Linked DNA regions of Homo sapiens: region 2 is linked to region 1. The links are chromatin loops, found by intact Hi-C in ENCODE. Cell type or tissue: mammary epithelial cell. All regions are shown on one strand. Links, peaks and the distances in the headings refer to the core of each region. The heading gives the core; the rest is flanking DNA.

Region 1 (10,572 bases), core at 1-8,000:
AGGGGAGAGCGTGTGAACTGAATACTCAGTGATTTCCTTTAGCCCCAAGGGAAGGATGTATCTAAACACAAAAGCCCTGTCTTGCCGAGGGTTGGAGAGGGATCTGTGTTTCAGTGACTGGTCTGAGAGGAGATGGTTGCCATTTATCAGTAGGAGTCAACAAAAGGAAACTTAATACAGCCCGGCACAGTGGCTCACGCCTGTAATCCCAGCACTTTCGGAGGTTGAGGTGGGTGGATCCCTTGAGGCCAGGAGTTCAAGACCAGCCTGGCCAACATAGGGAAATCCCATCTTTACTAAAAATAAAAAAATTAGATGGACGTGGTGGCTCATGGCTGTAATCCTAGCTACTGAGGAGGCTGTGTCAGGAGAATAGCTTGAACCGGGGAGGTGGAGGTTCAGTGAGCCCAGATCGTGCCACTGCACTCCAGCCTGGGCCACAGAGTGAGACTGTCTCAAAAAAAAAAAAAAAAACCCAAAACTTAATAGCTTGTGTTTGAAAGTAGTTGCAAAACGCGACACCCTTGTTAAGAGTGAGTATGGCAGACACGTGGGGAGTGCCTTTGCTGCTGCTTCCCTCATTAGCACAGATACTTTGGAGTTGACGAACATGTGACGTTTGAAATTGAACGTATGCTTTCATTGAACATTGTACTTTTCCTGGGTCTTTACTAAGGAACATTCCTCATATACTAGACGAAATTGTATCAGATGCTTTCACATCACAAATAGAGCCATTTTGTATTTGATGTTTTGCTTTCAAAATTATGCAACAGTATATTTTGTTTTAACAGAATATAAATAATGCTGGGTAAGAAGAGTGGCCAACTGCCCGATAAGTTAAAATTCCAGTGAGAGAGAACTAGGAAAACTGAGCTCTTGAACAGCTCTGAAAACATTGCGTTGAGGTATCTAGCAATGTCATTTATTATGAATTGTTAGTCAAAACCTGTTTATATGATTTTTCACAGTGGTTTTATACCTAAAAGGCATTGGATCAAGAAACAAAGTTATTACAATTTGGGTCTTCTCTAATGAATTACCCTGTCCGTGTTTATTTAAGTGTAAATGAACATACAGTTATGTGCTGCTTTAATGATGTTTCAGTCAACAACAGACCGCATGTACGACAGTGGTCCCATAAGATTATAATGGAGCTAAACAATTTCTAGTGACCAGTGAGTTGTGTTACAGTTGCCTACGGTATTCAGTACACAACATGCTGTACGGGTTTGTAGCTTAGGAGCAATAGGCTCTAGCATATGGCCCAGGTGTGTAGTTGGCTATACCATCTAGGCATGTGATCCCACAATGACAAAATTGCCTAATGCCACATTTCTCAGAACATATCCCCATCATTAAGCATGGCTGTGTATCCTAAAACTGATCTTTATTTTGGCAGTTTATAAATCATGCATATATTTCCCCCCGCTCCTTGGGGGAAATGGTTTCTCAGATATTTTGCACTTCCTCTTCAAACTCTGAAGTACACAGGCAGTGGTCATGCGGCGTGATCTAAGTTAAAAAGGCGTGGCACCTGTTTACCGGGATCCACCCTTGTGGACTGAGAGTTTAGTCCACATCTGATTCGATGTTTGTAGCCTCACATTTATTATACATCTTTCCACTTCAGAAACATAAGTTGATCTGTAGTCAATGGGTAGTGGTACATTTTGGTCACTTTGCTGTCCTCCACCTGGTTAGATAACCAAGATAGTGTGTGTTCTTCCAAATTGATGGTAATGAGGAAAAGAAAAGCACTTGGAGAATGTTCTGGACAGTTAGAATGATGACAGAAAAGCAGGTCAACAACACCAGAATGTCGATTACGGGCCAGTTATTGAGCCCTAAGAATCAGAGTTCTGTACCTTGCATTTTCAGGGATTTTCAATGTTAATATGACCCCTAAGTCCTAATTTTAGGAAAACAGAATTTGATGTGTAAAATATGTGTAAGAATAATCATAGCTTATGATGACATAAAAGTTTACGATGCTGGTATTGCCTTTGAGTTGATAAACAATTTCAGTGGGCTGATTTGTGGCAGCCCTTGTGAGCTACCATCTAGCATGTATGTCTTAAAATTTGAAAAAAGGCTATTAAGCAACTCCATTTTTCTGTATGTCAGCAGATTTCATAAGAGTGAAATTTCAGTTCAGCCTTTTCATGTGAGTTATTACAAAAGTGAACTACAGGTTTCAATTTTGTGTCTTTTATGAGTCATTCTGGCATTTTGTGCCTTTTCTCACACATTGTTCTAGGCAGCCCCACCAACTCCTGTGACAAAGATGGACTGGGGGAGGCCATCTTCCTAAAGTTGCTGTCTGAACAGTTAAGTAGTAAATTATACCAACCATGATGAATTGAAAAGAAGGCTTCTGGGGAAAGTTTGTTATTAGAGCCAACTTCTATTATATGCCCTTAAAGAAGGTAAAATAGATACACCAATGGCAATGACTTTGGAATGCAGGTCAAGTTTCAACCTAGAAGTTGCCTGCCCTCTATCCTTGGTGGCCCGCCTTCCTCATTTTTATTCTTTTAGCCTCCATAATTGGAATGCGTATTGGACTTTAGGCTAGGAATAACATTGTAAATGAAAATGTTGATGTTGAAAGAGGAATTTAAATAGAGCGAAGAGTGATATTAGAAATTTGGAAGTGGTATTAGTTCTGGCTTGTCCGTAAGACCTGACTTTTGCATGATAACAATAGGATTCATTCACTTGAACATAATTCGGTCTGGTCTTAGGAGGAATTAGAACTGCTTTTGCACCCCTGTTTTTTTCACTGCGAGGAAGAAGAGGAGCTCACGAACTTCATAAAGCGTTAGTGTCTCCTCCAGTTGATGGTTATCGAAATGAGTCAGGATGGAAGGCTTAGTGTACGTGTGAGATGTTACAAAAGTGGACCTTAAATGTTTCTTGAGTGTTTGGATCTTAAGAGAAAATCTTTGACAATAAGTATTTAATCTTCATTTCTTACAATCATTCCTCTTAAAATGGAGCTTTATTTTTTAAAAACGTATTTTTTTTTTCTTAAGAAACAGGGTCTTGCTCATTCATTCAGGCTGGAGTGCTGTGGCATGATCATAGCTCACTGCAGCCTTGATCTCTCAGGCGCAGGTGGTCTTCCTGCCCCAGCTTCCTGAGTAGTTGGGACTATAGGCAGGCACCACCATGTACAGCTAATTTTTTTATTTTTTATTTTTTATTTTTCATAGCAACAGAGTCTCACTGTGTGGCCCAGGCTGATCTTGGAACTCCTGGACTCAAGTGATCTTCCTGCCATAGCCTCCCAAAGTGTTGCCTGAAATAGAACTTTATTAATATATCTTTAATATGTCAAGATGTTTAAAACTTGTCAAGATTTTAAGGAAGTTGGGCTAACATTTCCTCTTGGGATGCTGAAAGTTGTTGGTTTTCTCAGACTCTCACATAAATTCATTTGCTTTTCCCTTCTCCTTCCACCTCTATTAGCTCTTTATTTTCTAGGGGGGATTCTGATGTCTGTATTGAGCTGGCCGTCATGCCGGGAGTGGTCTGCTTATGTATTTACATGCGTGCTCATCTTTGCTATAGCTGAGCGTGGTGCAGCTCCTTACCTGTTCCAGGTGCGGAGTGATCTGCCGCACAATGAATGAAGTGGCAGAGCCAGGGCGCGAACCCCCGTCTTCCTGGTTTGTGTGCCTGGGCCCTTGCCCTTTACTGTGCGTCTTCTCAGGAGCTGTCATTTAGACTTTCTGGACCAGGAGCTAAATGACCTTTAAAGTCTGTTGAGTCATTTCTAACAAATATGAGTGGAGTCATTTGCCGTAACCAACAACTTTAATCTCCAGATGTTTAATTGATCCTGTATTACTGTCTAATGAGAACTTACTGTATGCCATGCACTGTCTAGTTGGAGTAATGATTGGCCTTGCCTTCAGGGTAGTCTAAGGCATAAGATCAGAAAGGAACAGATGGCAGCTGTTTGTAGGGAGAAGTGATCATTGGCAGAGGGGTGTTGAGGGGAGAAAGCAAGGAGGGGAGGCCTCATGCAGCTAGTAGGGATGGCAGTAACAGGCTGAGGACACAAAAGGCCACCAAGTCCTGTTACCTTAGATGGTGCGGACTTTGTTGAGCAGTTGAAGTGTGAGAGTCTTGTCTTTAAGGAGCCTCCTGTCCAGAGAAGGAGGCACACAGCACTAATATCAGGTAGGCAGTGATGAGGTCAGCTACTGTGGAGACAGTGTGGAGAATCTTGAGTGCCTTCTGTCGGTCTTACTCTGAGATTAGGATTTAGGATCATTATAAGAGATTAATAACAGAATGATACGGTATTTTAGTTTATGAAAGACTTGCCACTAGATAAAATTTTTCTACAGTAACAGAATAATCATTAAGAAAAATCTAGGTTGTTCGTGTCTCTTCTGTATTTTCCAAGTCTGAAAAGGTTTATTCTGCGTTTAACGACGTCGTACCAGAATGGCCTTTCAAAGACTGTCAAAGGCTTGAAGGAAAGCTTGGTGGAGTACATTTCCTAGTACACGTCCCAAGGGCCCGTACGTATGTTCTGCTGTTGCAGAGGTTGTGCTCGTTCGCTTTTGTAGGTTCCTTGCAGTTATTGAACAAACCACTGGGTGGTGCTAGAAGACTTGATTTTAATACTGTGCAAGAAAAACTGAAACTGCTTTTTAACCTGCCTGCGCCTCAAAATAAGCAAACTGGAAGCTGGTATCGATTTAAGGGAATGGCTGATGTAGAAACTAAAGGTTTCTGTCTGACTAGTTCATGCTGTCTCACAAATAAATGCTGGGAAAAAAGTCGGTTTATAGTTGATTTATGTATCCTTTGATTGCATAGAGATTGAATGGTCAAGCCTCCAGGCCATGCAGATTATTCTGGGCCCCTAACTCAGTTAAGAACATGAAAGGAGGCCAGGCACAGTGGCTCACACCTGTAATCCCAGCACTTTGGGAATCCAAGGCAGGCGGATTGCTTGAGGCCAGGAGTTCGAGACCAGCCTGGCCAATGTGGCAAAACCCTGTCTCTAGACTTTGTCCCAGAAAAAAAAAAAAAGGAGCTGTGTTTTCAGACAGAGCTTAGTGCAGCCAGTTCTTGATGGCTGTGCAATGCTTTCCTTTTAAGAGTGGAGTTAGCCTCGTCATAAAGCGTGTTTTTGAGTCTGTTCGAACGGGTCAACAACGAAGGGAAGTTTCAGGCAGATCTTGTATGCCTGGCCCTGGTGGCTGCTTTCATTTCCTTCCAGTATCAGTGCTAAACAGGAATGAACATGTTCAAGCCCCGTCTCACCCACCTCTGGCATCTTCGCCCTAACTCTGCCCTAGAAGACCTTTCCTTCCGTATCGTCAAGAAAACTGAAGTTGCTGTTTCACTCCTTCTCCCACCCAGAAACTTCGCTGCATCTTCCTGGATCCCTAGCTCCTTGCACCCATGATCCTGTCTCCTTCCTCAGCCCGGCTTCTGGCTGAGCAGCCTGCACTTGCTGTCTTCACTCCTACACGCTGCCCCCACTCCTACACGCTGCCCCTGCGTGCTTCTCACTTCTCTACCCTTCCAGCCCTGCACTCTGGGGACCTGTGCGTATGTTTGTGTGATTATCAATCTGTTGAACCCAGGAGGTCGAGGCTGCAGTGAGGCATAATCACGCCACTGCACTCCAGCCTGGGTAATAGAGCAAGATCCTGTCTTTAAAATAATAATTATGATTGGGTATGGTGGCACACATCTGTAGTCCCAGCTACTCGGGAGGCTGAGGCACAAGAATTGCTTGAGACCCAGAGGCGGAGGTTGGAGTGAGCTAGGATGGTGCCACTGCATTCCAGCCTGGGCGGCAGAGTGAGACTGTCTCAAAAAAAAAAAAAAAAATCAGTCACTTGCTGGTCTTTTAATATACATATACGATTTACTGGTGTCATCTGGGTATCTTTTACTAACATCTCTAAAACTGAGCTCATTACCACACTAAACAAAAAATAACCTGCTCATCTGTTGTATTCCTCCTCTAGTTGGATAGCACTGCTGCCCCAGTCAGTGAGAACCTTCTAGTATATCTGTTCTTCCTCAGCTTCCATTTGGTGGCTTCAACCCCTGACCTTCCCAGAGTTTCTGCAGCCCTTGGATTGGGCTAAGCATCCTTCCCCACCCCCCGCCCCCCATCTCCCAACACCCCTTCAGCTTAGCCTGTACAGTGTGTGTTTGGAGCCAGGGACATCACAGTTCGTCCCTTCACTGGTCTGCGAGCTTGCCTAGGGCAGGACCACCTTGCATTCATCTCTGTGCCTTCCTTACCCGGTGCCTAGGCAGGGCTCAGCAGGGGTTTACTCGCCTTCAGCGAAAGGCAGCATGTTATTTAACAAAGGTTTCAGCCACACACCATGGCTCATGCCTGTAATCCAAGCACTTTGGGAGACCAAGGCAGGTGGATCACTTGAACTCAGGAGTTCAAGACCAGCCTGGCCAACATGGTGAAATCCTGTCTCTCCTAAAAATACAAAAATTAGCCGGGCGTGGTGGTGCACGTCTGTAATCCCAGCTACATGGGAGGCTGAGGCAGGAAAATCACTTGAACCCAGGACACAGAGGTTGCAGTGAGCCAAGATTGCACCACTGCACTCCAGCCTGGGTGACAGAGCAAGACTTGTCTCAAAAAAACAAAGGTTTCTATGTTAGAAAGATAGCAGGCTTTGAGTCTTAAGGTTAGGTTTAAAAAAAAAAGTCATTTGATATAAAAATACTATGGCAAAGCCTTGTTGGAATCATGCTGGAGTTTTCATTTGAGACACTATGCCTTTACGTCATTGATGGTTATTTGAAAATGCACCTTTTTAACACTGCAATGACATTAGTTGCTGTTCTGTGGCACACACTAGAAATGATAGACTGTTGTGATGATATGGTTTAAAGACAAATGTAAAAATCCACTGTCAATAGACTTTAAGCCTGTGGGGAAAAGTAAGTATCTGAAACCTTGGAATAAAAGGGATTTTTAAGTGAAGCCCCTTATATATTGAGGAAAGGGCTCAACCTCTTGAGTCAGGTGGACCCAGGTTCACAGGTCATTTCAGCTGTTATGTGACCTCAGTTTTCTCATCTGTAAAATGGGGTTGGTAACTATCTCTGACAGTAGGGTTATGATAATTATGAATAATATACACAAAGCTTCTAGCACAGTGTCCCTCACATGACAGGTGCTATCTCTGCTGGGTGTCATCACATGCAGGCTTGGGGTTCAGTTCGTAACTGATCCATTATTCATTTATTTCAAGGCCCAGTTCGGTATTCCATATTAAGAGAGAGAGGAGCTTTGCAAACTTAGTCTAATTAAACAGATTCCACAGAATCTGTAATATTTTACTTTCTACAGAAGAAGAGCTAGCAGAAATTATTCCCTACGCTTCTTCAGTTAGAAGGAAGAGGACATTTATTCATAGGAAGGAGGGAATGAGAGGGGTGGGGGTGTGTGTGTGTGTGTGTGTGTGTGTGTGTGTGTGTGTGTGTGTTTTGAATTTTGTAAATTAATTTTTTCATTTGATTAGTGCCGAAGTCTGGGATCTGCCAGTACAATGTAGTTTAGAAAAGAAAAGCTTATTTTTGAGCGATGCCTTAGATGGATGCTACTATCAAATGTATGTATGCCATTTTGGTTTTTCTTTCCTATATACAATTTGTTTATTTATTATACTTTATTTTTAAATGAATTTTTGATTTTTGTTGGTACATAGTAGGTGTATCTATTTGTGGGTTATATGATTAGTATACAATTTAAAAGTAAAGGAGACAGTGTGGATTGGCTGCAGATTATGGAGTTGAGGCCCTGGCTATGCTACCTGGCTCCTGTGTGATCACAGGTGAGTTAGTCAGTCTTTGGGAGCCTCATTTTCCTTATTGGTGAAAGGGTCAAAGTGGTGGTACTCCTAGATTACTAAGGATTAAGTCCAGCCAATTAACATTTGTCAATTGTAAAGAACGTGCTAAGTGTAGAAGGGTTTATAAATTGTAGCCATCACCATTAGAAGATTCATAGTGGGACAGGGGGAGACCTTGTCTTGTTTTCAAGCATTTCTGATGGTTAATTCTATAAAGATGGCATTCACAGCTGTTTTAATACACAGAAAGAGTGATGTCCACTCAGGGTGAACCTGAGGCTGAGCAGCGTGTTTGTAAATGGAATAAGGGAATTACAGTTTATAAAACAGTTGCTAAATTGGATTTCTAGTGGACGGTTTAATTTGTAGGAGACCGCTGTCTCTGAAAGGAGTATTTTTACTCACTGAACAGCCATTGAACACACACAGTGATGTGTAGGGTCAGCATTAGATGCTGGGGATGCAGAGAGGAATGAGACGTGGGTTCTGCAAGATATCTTTCTATCTAGTGTCTGAGGCGCCTTGCTGCTGATGAGACACACCTGGCTAATGGTGTTTAAGGAAGAAAGGCTGTATCTCTCAAATCTATTCTCTAATAATGATACTGTGTTAACATTTTTTTGTTTCTCATTAAAATAGGTAGTTCTTGTGTTCCCTAATTCTGTTCCCCCCAGGAAGATTAAATGTTGCTATTTGAGGGAAAAGATTAGTTTCAAAAATGTTCTAATTGAATAATGTACTTGATGTTGAACTGAATGAAGCCTTAACAGTATGCATTTTCTTTGGCTGTGTGTTTTACTGAAGGGATTTTAAATGCTGTCCCAGAGTAGAGCATGTGAAATGATTTGAATGTTCTTCACTAGATGTCATCAATTTCTGAAATATGCTTCTTCACTCTTTCAGAGTTGCTGGAGAATGTAACCCTAATCCATAAACCAGTGTCGTTGCAACCCCGTGGGCTGATCAATAAAGGGAACTGGTGCTACATTAATGCTGTATCCTTCCTGGACGCCGTCCGCAAGGCCAGCTTGTTGCAGCTGTCCCTCCTTTGGGTGCATGTGACTTAGCTCAGCTTCCGTGGGCCATCTAGCTCTCCATTTGAATCCCTAAGTCTGGTTTATTACTTGGTCTGCCTACCTTGCTTATAAACAGGATTATTCCTGACCCCAGTCCATCTCCCTCTAAAAGAGAGGATATGTTGGCACGTGAATGAGGGCTGCAGACAAGCTGGCTCTCATTAGAATAGTCACAAATAATAGGGCAGAGCAACCACTTACAACTGGAAATTTGGTTTTAACTGATTGAACTGTCTTGGTTAGGTCAAGTTCTTGAATACAAACGACTGACTGCTTCGTAGATCCTTATATGGACATCACAGGACACTTACCCTAGTAACTATTTGGTTTATTCCTTTTCGTGGTGACATATCTAAGTAGTTCAACGTCCTTAGCTTCCTTGTGTTTTTATAAACATTCTTGTGCTTCATGTGCCTTCAGGAAATGTGGTGTGTCTGTTCATTTCCTTTACGCTTCCTTACTGCCACTACATAGACACTGCAGGCATTGGTTGCTTGCCCGCCGATGTACCACCTGATGAAGTTCATTCCTCTGTATTCCAAAGTGCAAAGGCCTTGTACGTCAACACCCATGATAGACAGCTTGTAAGTAAGGTGGTGAAAGATGTGTTAAGTGGTGGGGTTTTTCCCGTCTGATAATTAGAATTGAAATAGTTTAGTAAAGCTCTTGATTTCCTGCAAATGAGTCCTATAATTCTGTCTTTTTTTAAAAATAGACTGTTGGCGATTTTATATGGAAGTTAACCAGAAATGGAATTGGAGCATTGATGATCTGTGTTCTTTAGATTCAGTAGAAAATATTTTAGCGTTTACCAGCATATATCACTTGAAATAGACCAAAAATGCATATAGAAGAGACTTGAGTTCACTAGCTGTTACAGCATTGGTTACCTAAAATCTACTATACTCGTATAGCTGATATTCTACTTAGCCATCAAAGCTCTTTAGTAAAAGTATATATTGTTTAAAACTGCACTATTTAACATTTTTTCCCCATGTTTAGTGTTCGGCTAATGAATGAGTTCACTAATATGCCAGTACCTCCAAAACCCCGACAAGGTTAGTAAAAATGAGTTTTGTTGATGCTATTACATATTGGGAGTTATGGAGACAGATGACTTAAATTTGGTAAATTCAGTCTTGTTGGGAAGATAGTGTCTTTACACCTATGCCATTCTCAACATTCAGCCAGGTGGGAGGTGGGGGAGTTTTGATGATGTTGCTTTTTTCATCATTTATGAGTTCATTGTAGTTAGGAAAACCTGTGTCCTCTTTCCATTGCAGCTCTTGGAGATAAAATCGTGAGGGATATTCGCCCTGGAGCTGCCTTTGAGCCCACATATATTTACAGACTCCTGACAGTTAACAAGTCAAGCCTGTCTGAAAAGGTTTGAGACTTCTCTGTTGTCACTAGTATCAAGTGTTGCCTTTTGTTCCAGTGTTTGTGTGGTAACTGTTGCTTATTGATATTTGCCCTCTGTCTCCAGCGCTATAAGTAGATGTAGGTTTATAAGAGTCCATTGCTTGGATGATATGGTGCACCAAGCACTGCTCTCAGTACTTTACATATATTAACTTAGTTGACTCTGAATAAAGTATGATTATGGTCTCCTTGTTACGGTTAAGAGAAGT
Region 2 (8,000 bases), core at 1-8,000, 200 kb after region 1:
ATGTCTGTGTGGTTTTGTCTGTGTGTGCACGTGTCTCTGTGTGGTTTTGTCTGTGTGTGTGTGCGTGTCTGTGTCTGTGTGTGTCTGTGTGGTTTTGTCTGTGTGTGTGCACGTGTCTCTGTGTGCTTTTGTCTGTGTGTGCGTGTGTGGTTTTGTCTGTGTCTGTGCGTGTCTGTGTGGTTTTGTCTGTGTGTGTGCACATGTCTGTGGTTTTGTCTGTGTGTGTTTGTGGTTTTGTCTGTGTCTGTGTGTGCTTGTCTGTGTGGTTTTGTCTGTGTGTGTGTGCGTGTCTGTGTGGTTTTATGTGTGCATGTGTGCCTCAGGTGCATCTCTGCGTGTGTCTCCGTGTGTGTGGTGGGGTGTGCCTCTCTCTGATGTTTCTACAGGGGAGGAGCAGGTATCAGGTCACACAGGTGCTAAGTCGCAGAACTAGGGTCTAAGCCCGAGTCCTGAGGCTCTCCACCAACCTGTGCCTCTGAGAAAGGAAGCGCGAATCCTCCACCGCGGGGCCTGCGTATCCCTTAGTTTGTATTTGATACTTGCCAAAAGAGCTCTGCGAGACTTATTTAGATTCTTATGAACACTCCGGGCACACGTAAACAAAGGAAACACGAGTGAAATGGGTGGATTACAGAATGTCCTAAACTTCTTCACTTTTGGAGTCTGACTCTCTGAATCACTCCTTAACTCTGAGTGATCAAGGTCCATGTTCTCTCGGTGCCACCAACCATGAGTACAGCAGCAACTCTTCAAGGGCTCCACTCAAGGGCTAAACCTTTGCTTCTTGAACCGGCTTTGCAATTACCGTATTTCATCAAATATGAGCTGCCACTGCAGGTGAGGAGCATCCTGATTCCAGAGACATTAAAATGGAAAGGAGGTGTGTTTCTCCAGTTTGATAAAAAGAGAAAGTGGCCTGGACTCCTTTTGACTCCCACATCCAACTAACACCTCCTTCAGCTTTCTGCACAGCCATGTAATTATCTTCCCAGCTATCCTAGCCCTCTCCCTCTCCCTCCAGGTTGGCATCGGCTCCTAGTTCTCTAAACAGAAGGATGTCCTGCCTCAGGCCTTCGTACATGCTGTTCCTTCCATCTGCACACCATTCCTGAGCCCCACATGACTCCCTCTCTCCCATTGTCCTGGTCTCTGTTCAAATGTCACCTAAGGGCCACCGAGCTGCACAACCTCTGGAGTGCCGTGCCCATCACCCTTCACCCCCTGCCTCAGCTGGACCCATTCCTCACAAGCCAGAGGAATTTTACTCTAATGGTGGAATTTCAGGCCAAGTAGAAAAATATATTTCGTGTGTATGAAGAAAGGGGAAAAAGAACCCTTCTCTGAGACCTCAAGTTATTATTTAATTGATTAATTTTTAGTCATTGATTAAATTATTAAATAACAAATGAAATCAATTGTATTAATTTCTTAGGAGTAAATTATTTTTCCACTGCACTCCAGCCTGGACAACAGAGCAAGACCCTATCTCTAAAAAATTTATATAAATCTATTGCCAATTTATTAATTGCTATTTAACAATGAGTTCCACCAACTGAGGGCGCTGGACCAGGCATGGTATGAACCTAAAGAGCCACACCCTTATGATCTACTGGGCCCAGTAGGGTCTGACCCTGTGACCTGTCTGGGCCCATTCCCAGCGCCTGCTGCTGCAGCCACACCAGCCTTCCCCCAGCTGCCACAGAGCCTTTGCTTCCTGACCACCTTCAAGCACTCCTAGATCTTGGCCCCCTAAGCCAGCTCGGCCCCAGGGTGATTGCACTTTTCCTGCCTTTGGGCAGCAGGTGGTGTATCAGTCAGGACTGGCCACATTGTGCCGCTGTGACAAACAAACCCCAAATCCCAGTGGCTGAAGACAATAAGGATGTGTTCCTTGCTCATTCTCTGTGTCAGAGGCCAGCGGGGGGTTCTGCTCATCATGGACACTAGGGGGCCCCAGCTCAGGGAGTAGCCACATCTCAACGGTTGCCAGCAGCCGTGCCAGAGGCGCTCACGTTGGTGAGTAAATGCTCCAGCCTGGGCAGGGACGCATGTCTCTTCTGCTCACATGCTTCCCGGCTACAGGTAGGAGAATGACAATGCGTGCCACATCCCCTCAAAAGGGGCAGAAAGTCTAATCCTACCAGGTGCCTAGAAGAGAGACAACCAGAAATATTTGGTGCCCAGCACTAATATCTATACCAGGTGGCGTTCAGTGAGCATCCAGTGCAATACAGCTTCCTGAGCAGCTCCTAGGTGCCAGGCACTGCACAGGGCATAGGGAACCAGCAGTGAAGACAGACAGTGGACAAGCCAGGACAGAACTCATGACTTCACTGCATGGGTGGCGCCTGCTGCAGGGAGAATGCTGGGCTCCAGCATGTCGAGCAGGGTCCAGTGACTTCAAGGAGGGGTTTAGAAAGGCCCCTCACTCTGGGACCAGTGTTTCAGGTAAGGCCTAAAGGGTGACTAGGACTTCTCTGGGTGAAGATGAGTGGAACAGCCTTCTAAGAAGTGGGCGGGGCCGGGAACAATGGCTCACACCTGTAATCCCAGCACTTTGGGAGGATGAGGCAGGCAGATCACCTGAGGTCACGAGTTCAAGGCCAGCCTGGACAACATGGTGAAACCCCATCTCTATTAGAAATACAAAAATTAGCTGGGCACGGTGGCTCATGCCTGTAATCCCAGCACTTTGGGAGGACAAGGCTGGTGGATCACCTGAGGTCAGGAGCTCGAGACTGGCCTGGAAAACATGGTGAAACCCCATCTCTATTAGAAATACAAAGATTAGCTGGGCGTGCTGGCGGGCGCCTGTAATCCCAGCTGCTTGGGAGGCTGAGGCAGGAGAATCACTTGAACCTGGGAGATGGAGGTTGCAGTGAGCCGAGATCGCACCACTGCGCTCCAGCCTGGCAACAAGAGCGAAACTCCGTCTCAAAAAAAAAAAAAAAAAAAGAAGTGGGCATAACATGTGCAAAAGACCTGCGGCTGCAGGAAATAATCTTTTCCAGCAACTGTGAGGAAGCCAGCGTGGCTGGAACACATAGCACGGAGGAGAATAAGATGGAGCTGGAGAGGTCAGCGGCCAGATCATTCACAACTTTGTACACCGGCTTGTGAGCCCCAGCCCTCATCCTGAGAGCCATAAGGAGCCATAGAGGGTTTGTCGCGATGTGGCTCTGAGCAGCACCCTCTGGTGGCCTTTTAGGGAATGACACTCTTAACATACATGGGCAGCTCCAGGCTGCAGACATTGCTGCCCGGCCAGTCCTGGGCTTGGTTCTAAGTGTTACTTGCAGCCCTTCAGAGAATGCCCATTCCATTAACGCTGGGTGAACACCGCTCACAAAAGGCAATAACCAAGTCTGCAGCTGGCGGGAGACATTTGAGATGGCACACCACCAAGTCATGCTCTCCAGGAGACACCAGACAGACAGGCCAGCGCTACACGGAGCTGACCCAGACGGCAGAAGGTCTGGCTAGCCTGGGTTTTCTCCAATGGGTGCCTGGCTGGGACCTGACTTCAGAGGTTGAGCAAGGGGAGGGGATGGAATCCTGATCCCCTTAATCTTCGTGCAGGGCTGGTGAATCTCAGGCCCCAGGCAGACAGCCAGCCAATGGGCAGAGAGGCCAGGAGCTGACTCCACAGCTCCTGGCCTCATCTGGGAAGGGAGATAAACTCCACCAGCCAGACAAAGGGGGCCCCAAGGCCAGGGCCTCCCTCACATGCCTGTGGCCTCTCTCTGCTTGAGACTGCACCATAGGCCGCAGGCCCTTATCAGCCATGGCCTGGGGACTTCCCAAAGTACAGCCTGCCAGCAAAAGACCACCACCAACTGTTTCATTCTTCATTTCAGACAGGATGAATTGAGCCACCTGACCTTTTCTGGAAAGAGGCAAGAGAAGGAATGTTTCCTCCTTCAGTAAAAGACACTCAGACACATGTCCAGTGTCACGGTGCAAAAGGGTCAGGAAACCAAGTCCCCTCCCATCCCAAAGCCCCATTTCCCTTCCACATTGCTGGTGTCTTTTGTCCTTCCAGAGAGCCCCAGCACAGAGCAGCAAATATGAGCTTAGTGATTCCTGGAGAGGGCTGTGTCCCATGAATGGACTGCCACTTGCTGGCTGCTGGCTTTACGTCTACAGGCAAAGGATGTTATGAAATAGCTCCGGAAGTTTCTTTTGGGGGCCCCCAGCACCTCTTCTCCTATCACGACCAGGCTCTGAAAATGAGGCTTCTTGCTCAGGGAAGAGAACAGGTACAGAGGAATCCACACTCAGCTTTGAGCATCAAAATAAGGGTTTTTAAGGTTTAAGTGTTTGATGAGACAGTGGTCTTGAAAGCCAGGCTTTCCTGGAATTCCCAGAGCCACACGTGACCTGACCACAGTGGAAATCAGACAGGGGACACGTGCAAGATGCAGCCCTGGGGACAGAAAGGCAAACAGCAAGGAGGCGGCTGCAAGAGGGACTTGGGGGAGGTGACAGAGGTGACCATCTTGCTACGACCCCACCGGGTGGAGAGATGGAGACGGGGAAAGCAAACAAAACCCACACAAACAACAACAGAAAACCTGCTCTCAGGGCCGCGTAATGACCGGTGCCCTTTTGTACAGAAGCCCCGCCAGGTTTTGAACTTCAAGCAGGTCCGTGGGGGAAGAAAAGGGCCCAGTCCCATGGAAATTTCCTAGTAGGGTTTATTTTGAAGCAAAGGTTTGGCAGACGTGACCCAGTCTCCTTGGCTAGACAGGGCCTCTTTGAAAAGAGTCAAAAACAGCAGAAAGATGGGAAGTGGTCCTAGAATGAGCTGGTTTTAGTGGAATCTTCTTCTTCCAAAAAGAACCGCCAGAGGCCAGCCCAGGCCTCCCTTGCTTTCCAGAATTCAACTCAACTCACCTGTGGCCCGATGAGCTCGGCGATTCAGCTCGCCCTAATTCCCCAAACCTGTGCAGGTTACCTGACGTGGCAAAAGGCACTTTGCAGGTGGGGCAAGGGGCACCTTGCCATAGGGAGGGTAACCCGGGTCATCCAGGTGGACCTAATCGAGTCACACGAGTCCTTAGAATCAGAGAACCTTTCTGAGCTGCGGTCGGAGGGAGCCGTGGTGGAACCTTTCTGAGCTGTGGTCAGAGGGAGCCGTGATAGAACCTTTCCGAGGGTGCTGTGATTACCGAAGCAGCAGCAGAGATGCAACATTGCCGGCTCTGAAGGTGGACGAAGCGGCCAGGAGCCATGGGATGCCAGTGACCTCTGGACGCTGGAAAAGGCAGGGAAACAGATTCTCCCCCAGAACCCCCAGAAGTTACCAGCCCTGTTGACCGTGACCCAAGCCCAGGGAGACTGAGGCTGGGTTTCTGACCTGTGGAACCGTAAATGACAAATGAGGTTTTTAAGCTGCTAAGTCTGTGGACATTTGTTACAGAACCCGTCGAAAATCCACCCGTCATCTTTCTTGAGCTCCTATGTGGCCGTTCCTGGGATGTGATTCCTAATCCTCGTGACCACCTGTGAGACTGGGCCTGTGATCCCCAGTTCACAGATGGGGAAACTGAGGCTCTCTGAGATGAACTGACGCCCCTTGGGGACCTGAGCAGGGACGGGAACTCCAGGCTGACTCCAAGCTGCGTGGACCTCCGGCTGCCTACAGGTGAGGTGTGTGTCTAACTGCCTCTCAGGGGAGAGGCTGGGACTTGGTGACAGCCTGTGCGGAAAGTGCTGGCACAGAGGAGGGGTTCAGGCCACGTCAGTCCTCTCGCCCCTTTTCCCAAACATCTGCTGACACAGCTCCATTCTGGCTGCTAATTGGGTGACAGATTCTTCCTGATTGCCACTACAAAGCTATTATAAAATCAACCCTGGCCGGGCGTGGGGCTCATGCTGTAATCCCAGCACTTTGGGAGGCCAAGGCAGGAAGACTGCTTGAGGCTAGGAGTCCAAGACCAGCCTGAGCAACATAGCGAGAGCCCATCTCTACAAAAACAATTTTTAAAAATGAGCCAGGTAGGGTGGTGCACACCTGTGGTCCCAGCTACTTGGGGTGTTGAGGTGGAAGAATCACTTTAGCCGGGGAGGGCAAGGCTGCAGTGAGCTGAGATGGTGCCACTGCACTCCAGCCTGGGTGACAGAGCAAGACTGTCTCAAAATAAAATCAGCCCTGGGCTCCCATGGGCAAAAAAACTACTTACCCCCCACACCCTGTGCCCTCTTGGTGGGTAAAAGGCTAAGAAGCTCAAATTGGCAGGAATGTGGTTGGGGCCCCGGCCACCCATGTTGGCCCTGTCTGATCGCTGTGTGACCTCAGGCCAGTCAGCACACCTCTCTGGAAATGTGTTGTTTGGTTTGGCAGAGCTCCCAAGGTTCCCTGCAGCACCAGCTACCTGGGAGCCGCTCTGGTCCCTGCCTGGGCACTGGGGATCAGGTCGGGCTGGCGGCTGCTAGGTGTCAACACCTGCAGCCTGGCAGGTGCCCCAGAGCCCTCCAATCAAGGCCAAACCTTCCTGCCCTCCCGTTCCAAAAGTCAAAGGTGCTCCCTCCCCAGGGAGCTTAGGTCAGGGCCTGGCCCTAAAGCTCTGTGTTCCACCTGGCTTGGCTGACCTCAGGGCAGCCATTCCTTGGAAGGGAAATAAGCCTACAGCTGCCAGGGAAAGTGGAATGGCCCAGGGGTCCCCAACGGTACCCCCAGGCCAGGAGGTAATGGCTCCTTGGCTCAGTCTTTCTCACACTTTGCTGGCAGCAAAGTACGTTGGGGGGCAGGCATAATGCTGACCCACTCTACCAGGTGGAATTGTGTCCCCGAAAAAGATACGTTTAGGTCCTAATCCCCGAAACCTGTGAATGTGACCCTATTTTGAAATTGAATCTTTGCAAATATAATTCGTTAACATGAGGTCACACTGGAGTAGGCTAGACCTTAATCCAATGGCTGGTGTCCTTAGAAGAGAGAAACTGGGCCAGGCACGGTGGCTCACGCCTGTAATTCCAGGACTTTGGGAGGCCAAGGTGGGCAGATCACTTGAGGCCAGGAGTTCAAGACTAGCCTGGCCAACATGACCAAACCCCATCTCTACTAAAAATACAAAAATTTAGCCAGGCGTGGTGGCTCACACCTGTACTCCCAGCTACTTGGGAGGCTGAGGCAGGAGAATCGCTTAAACCCAGGAGGCAGAGGTTGCAGTGAGCCAAGATTGTGCCACTGGACTCCAGGAAGAGGAAAATTGGCCAGGCGTGGTGGCTCACACCTGTAATCCCAGCACTTTGGGAGGCCGAGGTGGGTAGATCACTTGAGGCCAGGAGTTCGAAACCAGCCTGGCCAACGTGGTGAAACCCCGTCTCTACTAAAAATACAAAAAGTAGCCAGGAGTGGCGGTGCACACCTGTAATTCTAGTTACTCAGGAGGCTGAGATGCAAGAATCGCTTAAACCCAGGAGTCAGAGGTGGCAGTGAGCCGAGACTGTGCCACTGTACTCCACCCTGGGCGACAGAGCGAGACTCCATCTCAAAAAAAAAACAAAAAGGTAGGGGGGAAAATTTAGACACAAACATGGGGAGAAGCCCATATGAGGATGGAGGCAGAGGTTGCAGTGATGTGTCTACAGGCCAGGGAACGCCAAGGACTGCTGGCAGTGAGCAGGAGCTGGACAAGGCAGCAAGGGACACTCCCCTAGAACTTTCAGAGAGATCATGGTTTTGCCCACACCTTGATTTTAGACTTCTGCCTCCAGAACAGAGAGAACACACGTTTCTGCTGTCCTAAGCCCCCAGTTAGCAACACTTTGTTACAGCATCCCCAGGAGACACACACACCTGTCCACTGCCACCCATTGCCCAGTAGTCAACGCTTTGAGGAAACACAAGAAAATCAGGTGTCCCTTGATAAATCCTAATTCAAGAACTGGCCCTTACTCAGATTATGACCTTCCTTCAGTGTTGGGGGCTAAACTGTCCTTTTTTGGAGGGACCGTGGACACAGACGGCTACGGATGTCTATCTGCTGATCTTT

What was found. A loop is a pair of places that touch in the nucleus more often than their neighbours do. Peaks named below come from ENCODE experiments on the same cell type or tissue, not always from the same donor. Only the 100,000 strongest peaks of a DNase experiment are listed, where the experiment ranks them.
Region 2: a loop joins it to region 1, with 14 times the contacts of the local background. A loop is called at or near these places in 100 of 110 quality-filtered maps.

Annotation. Positions count from the first base shown.
Region 1 is chr16:84,749,948-84,760,519 of GRCh38, forward strand. It overlaps USP10 (ubiquitin specific peptidase 10), which reads left to right. Exons shown (of 14, transcript NM_005153.3): 5 at 8,769-8,860; 6 at 9,416-9,525; 7 at 9,944-9,999; 8 at 10,225-10,328. Among named protein-coding and RNA genes, the nearest start is that of USP10, 55 kb to the left of the region's middle. RefSeq lists an enhancer at 2,265-2,344. In mammary epithelial cell, for the core only: a CTCF peak has its summit at 4,611 (motif pointing right); DNase peaks (open chromatin) are centred at 4,624 and 5,244; H3K4me3 peaks cover 507 bases; H3K27ac peaks cover 1,894 bases.
Region 2 is chr16:84,949,198-84,957,197 of GRCh38, forward strand. No RefSeq gene overlaps it. Among named protein-coding and RNA genes, the nearest start is that of LINC02176, 25 kb to the left of the region's middle. In mammary epithelial cell, for the core only: CTCF peaks have their summits at 1,924 (motif pointing right) and 3,199 (motif pointing left); a DNase peak (open chromatin) is centred at 3,194.